Regions from separate parts of the Homo sapiens genome. Here region 2 is linked to region 1. The links are chromatin loops, found by intact Hi-C in ENCODE. Cell type or tissue: PC-9. All regions are shown on one strand. Region 1 overlaps BRI3 (brain protein I3). Region 2 overlaps BAIAP2L1 (BAR/IMD domain containing adaptor protein 2 like 1).

Region 1 (2,500 bases):
GTACCTAGGTGCAGGATGAGGTAGCTGCGCTGGGAGGCTCTCCTGGGCTGGAGCAGAGCCTGCGTCCTGCAAGCGGGGAAGGCAGGAGTGGGGAAGGCCCCTGGCCTGCACCAGGCCCCCATGAGTACTGGCTGGGCTGTCACTGGGTATTTAGTTTTGGGGGTGACCAGAGAGAGAGGAAATCCTGGAAAGGATTTCACTTTTCCTAGGGAAGGTGAAAAGAACAGCTGTGGAGGGCGGATGTCGCTCAGAGGTCCAGGGTGCGGCTCAGTGGCCAGCGTGGAGGCTGCCACGGCCCTTGGGGGGCAGAGGTGGGCTGTGGAGGGCACGGGGTGGTGACTGTGGAGCCCGGGAGGGGCTGGAGGGGAAGGAGCCTGTGACAGCCTTGGGCTTCCAGACGATGGAGGTGGAGGGGCTGCTCCCTCCTACCACCTGTGACCTGGAAGCCAGAGCTCCCCTGGTTGAGGAAGTGGCTGAGTTAGCTGGGATGGCTCTGCCCATATGTATGGCCTGTGGGCTGTCCCCGTCCTGACAGTCTTGGCCTGAGGTGTGGGGGCAGCGGATGGGCCGGAGCTTGGGCCTGGGCTGCTTGCTGGGCAGGGCTGCAGACCTCGGTGCCCAAGTGCTCCCTCAGTGGCCTCCTGAGTCTCTGACCTTGGGCTCAGCCCCCAGCTGTGGGCCAAGTGGCACTGCTGGGGTGGGTGTGGTGGCAGGCAGAGTCTCCGGGCACCTTCTCAGGCCTTTCTTCCACAGGGGAGGCGAGGGCTGGCCCTGGCCATTGGGTTTGCTGGGAATGGCCCTGGGAGGTCCTGGTGAACTGTCCCTAAGCCAGGCAGCTCCCCTGTGGGGAGTGGACACCCTGGGACAGCCAGAGCCTGGCTGGAGCTGCTTTGGGGCCACCTCGCCCTGCGCTGAGCATGGCTTCAGGCCCTCAGCCCTCTGAGGAAGCCCTGCGTCTCCCCTTTTCCTGGCGAGGCCTGGCCTTCCAGCGGGGTGGTGGTCTGGGGTTGTTCCTGGGCGTGGATGGTGCCTTGAGGCCACCATGTGCGCAGAGGGCAGCTTGGTGCCCTAGGGCCAGCCCCCTGTGACACTGCCTTTGGGGGCTACCTGGGAGGGAGAACTGGGACCTGCAGGATGGGTGCTCGTGACTGGGGAGCCCATCTGGGTTCAGATCCCAGCCACGCCTTTCCCGGCTGGGAGTCCCTGGACACACCCTCAGCTTCAGCCTCCTGTAAAGTGCCTGTGGGGACACAGGGAGGGCGAGGATGGCCTTCTCCCTGGGCAGCTCAGAGCCCTGCTGCCAGCCCCCTCTGTCCTTGGTGAGGCGGGAGCCCCGCGGCCTCTACTGTCCCAGGGCCCAGCTCTGAGTGGATGACAGTGGCATGACTGGCCACTTTCACTGCAGGACTGGAGTCGCCTTAAGGGAGTGCTCTTGGAATTAGTCAGTTCCCTAATTTCGCCAGTGGCCATGGTCCCTCCCTGGCCGCGTGGCTTATTGCACAAGAATGGGGGAGGGGCGGCTAGAGAGAGCCGGTCAGGACCAGAGCGGTTGAGAAGGTTGAAACCCACCTCACCAACTCAGGTGGGCTCTTCCGGGTTTGGAAGGGAGGAGAACTCGAGGCTGTGGGGACCGCAGGTGTTCCGGGGCAGGGGTTCCCCTTCTGCCCTCCAGTGCTGGGGACAGGACTGCCCTGCAGCTTGGGGAGTCTTGACCTAGAATCTGGATTGTGTTTCTCAGTTCAGAAGATTTGGGGTTTTAAAAAGTAAATGATGCCAACACTCCTTTTGAGGTCTAGGGCAGTACTGCAGTTAAAACTTTAATATTTCTGCAGCAAGACATGAATATTCAGATAAAGTAGGATAAATTACGACTATAAATAGCCACACACCAGTTCAGGTCACATGTTGCTGCCAGGTGAGTTTGCTGTCAAGTGACAGCGAGTTCTGCCTTCAGCGCCTCTTGGCGTTTGAAGTTGTGGGTACGGCTGTGGAATCCTGGGGGGTAGGGAATGCTGCCCACCCTTAGGCTGACCCCAGAGCCAGAGGTGAGGGCCGAACTCTCCTGGCCAGCCCTCGGGCCTTCGAAGCCCGTTCAGAGCTCTCAGGCCCAAGTGCTCGTTCTCCCGGGCCGGGGTTCTCAGGTCTGGATCACAGCCTTCTGTTGCTGGCAGAGGCCTGAGCCTCCTGGGACAGCTGGATCTGTCCAGCTCCCGGGCGGCACTGCAGGGAAACAGGCTCGCTCTCCCCAGAGACCCGGGGGCCTTGGCCCTCCTACCCTCTCTTTAAGCGGTGTGGAGGTGGGCAGGAGGGTGGGGGTTGAATGGACCAGGGATAGGGAGGCTGCCTTAGGAGGTGCCGGAGTGGGTCCCTGGACTGAGGGGCTCAGGCCAGGGTGGCACAAACGGCCCAGCCCTGTGCTCTGGCTGAGGATGGGATGGGTCTGGACAGAAATTCCGTGGGTTGGAAGGAGGGTGTTTCCCTGTGCCTGGGAGGCCGTGGG
Region 2 (2,500 bases), 74 kb after region 1:
CAGTGTGCCACCCATGCCAGTGTGGACCCCAGGTCCTGGCTTACTTGCTGTCTTTTTTTTTTTTTTTTTTGAGACAGAGTCTTGCTCTGTCACTAGGCTGGAGTGCAATGGCACGATCTCTGCTCACTGCAACCTTTACCTCCCGGGTTCAAGTGATTCTCCTGCCTCAGCCTCCTGAGTAGGTGGGATTACAGGCACCCGCCACCACGCCTGGCTAATTTTTGTATCTTTAGCAGAGACGGGGTTTCACCATGTTGGCCAGCCTGGTCTCAATCTCTTGACCTCGTGATCCGCCCGCTTCGGCCTCCCAGTGTGCTGGGATTACAGGCGTGAGCCATCGCGCCCGGCCGACTTGCTGTCTTTTATGCGTGCAGTAGTGTCTGCCTGCTGAAACCTAACATCTGGCAGATAGCTCATCTCCTGCAGGGCCTCCTCCCTGTTCCAGGCCACACCAACCCACACCACTCAAATTCTTGTGACACTGGTCTGTACAATGCTCCTAGCCATTCACCTGTAGACCTGGGTTTTTTTTTTTTTTTTTTTTTTTAATTTTTTTGAGACAGGGTCTTGCTCTGTCTCCTAGGCTGGAGTGCAGTGGTACAATCACAGCTCATTGCAGCCTCGAACTTCTGGACTCAAGCAATCCTCCCACCCCAGGCTCCTGATAGGTAGGACCACAGGAGCATGCCACCATGCCCAGCTAATTTTTTTTTTTTTCTGAGGCCGAGTCTCACTCTGTTGCCCAGGCTGGAGTGCAGTGGCATGATCTTGGCTCATTGCAACCTCTGCCTCCCGGGTTCAAGTGATTCTCCTGCCTCAGCCTCCCACGTAGTTGGGATCACAGGCACGTGCCACCACTCCCGGCTAAATTTTGTATTTTTAGTAGAGACAGGGATTTACCATTTTGGCCAGGCTGGTTTCGAACTTCTGACCTCAGGTGATCTGCCCACCTCGGCCTCCCAAATTGCTGAGATTACAGGCGTGAACCACCGCGCCTGGCCTGAGCTAATTTTTAAATTTTTTTTGTAGTGACGGGGTCTCGAATTCCTGGGCTAAAGCTATCCTCCTGTCTCAGACTCCCAAAGTGCTGGAATTACAGGCACGAGCCACCACGCCCAGCCTGCCTTGTGTTCTAACGTAACTGTGGACTGCACACCTGGCAGCCTCAACTATTTCCAAATTCTCACCAAGGACTTTACACATTTACCTACATTTCTCAATGGCTTCAGCAAAGGCACAACCAGATGGCCTGCAGAAATTCTGGAAATACCTTCTGAAGTATTTACTCCCCAGGAGGTGCTAAAGTGTCAAGAGCCCTTTGGGGAGAAGCCTTGTTAGCAGGAAGCTAAGCTGTAGGCAGCTCACTGGCTCACCTTGTAAAACTCTGCAGCTCATGCTAGAAAGAAAAAAAAAAAAAGAGGCAGCTCATGCTAGAAAGAAAAAAAAACTGCAGGTCACAGTGATTTCCTTCACAAGGACATCTAAAGCAATGACTTTGTGGCCTTGTGACTAAGCAATCTTCGAGGGAGAGTCAGCAGTGCACAGCTCTGGCTTTCTGGAGGACAGGGGCACTTGCAGAAGTCACGGGGACCACTGGAGGGCAAGGGAGCAAAATCCCAGACCTGCTGCATTTCCTGCTGCTGAAATCTCCGAAAGCACAGCAAGGCAGAAGAGTAAATGAGCAGTATACTTTTCCAGCGACTACACACAATGGTGCTCCTCCTCACCCAGAGTCCACAGTCTAGCCAGCTCACACCCTTTCCTGGGGCAGGTTCATGCTGAGCGAGAGTGAGGCCACAGGTTTATTTTCAAAATATCAACAGGGAGCAACCAGTATGGCAAAAAAGATAAGAGGCTGGGTGTGGTGGCTTAAGTTTATAATCCTAGCACTTTGGGAGGCTGAGGGGAGTGGATTACCTGAGGTCAGGAGTTCGAGACCAGCCTGGCCAACATGGTGAAACCCCATCTCTACTAAAAATACAAAAATTAGCTGGGCATGGTGGTGTACACCTATAATCCCAGCTACTTGGGAGGCTGAGGCAGAAGAATCGCTTGAGCCTGGGAGGCAGAGGTTGCAGTGAGCCGAGATTGTTCCACTGCACTCCAGCCTGGGCGACAGAGCAAGACTCTGTCTGGGAAAAAAAAAAAGAAAGAAAGAAAGAAAGAAGAGATAAGAAGATGTAAAACTTGATCTGAAGCTGCCTTCAAATCTGTCAGAAACTACATTTCTACTTATGTTACTTGGTGACAAAAGTAGAGCGGTGGGAGAGGGTGAAACTGGGGTCTGAGTGTTTTGGGGTGATACTTGCTACATTTTGGGGAAGAACTGTCTTGCCCATGTTAGAATTTGGTGATTGCTAGCGTTTTTAAGGTGATCACTGATGCATTTTAATCACAAAGACAGGCCAATAGCAATACTCAAGTTCATTTTAAATGAAGCATATATTTTGAAATGAGAACCTAAGTCCAACTGTTTAATTTAGATGTTTTTCCATTCAGG

What was found. Hi-C counts contacts between places; a loop is a spot of excess contacts. Peaks named below come from ENCODE experiments on the same cell type or tissue, not always from the same donor. Only the 100,000 strongest peaks of a DNase experiment are listed, where the experiment ranks them.
Region 2: it touches region 1 in a loop (4-fold over the local background); 5 of 110 quality-filtered maps call a loop at or near these places.

Annotation. Positions count from the first base shown.
Region 1 is chr7:98,284,959-98,287,458 of GRCh38, forward strand. All of the region lies in intron 2 of BRI3 (brain protein I3), which reads left to right. Among named protein-coding and RNA genes, the nearest start is that of BRI3, 4.5 kb to the left of the region's middle. RefSeq lists an enhancer at 1,113-1,825. In PC-9, CTCF peaks have their summits at 1,562 and 1,764; a DNase peak (open chromatin) is centred at 1,413; H3K4me3 peaks cover 2,145 bases; H3K27ac peaks cover 2,500 bases.
Region 2 is chr7:98,359,222-98,361,721 of GRCh38, forward strand. The region is part of intron 2 of BAIAP2L1 (BAR/IMD domain containing adaptor protein 2 like 1); the gene reads right to left. Among named protein-coding and RNA genes, the nearest start is that of BAIAP2L1, 41 kb to the right of the region's middle. RefSeq lists enhancers at 480-1,357, 1,358-2,237. In PC-9, no CTCF peak of the experiment used is centred here; a DNase peak (open chromatin) is centred at 1,360; H3K4me3 peaks cover 516 bases; H3K27ac peaks cover 2,500 bases.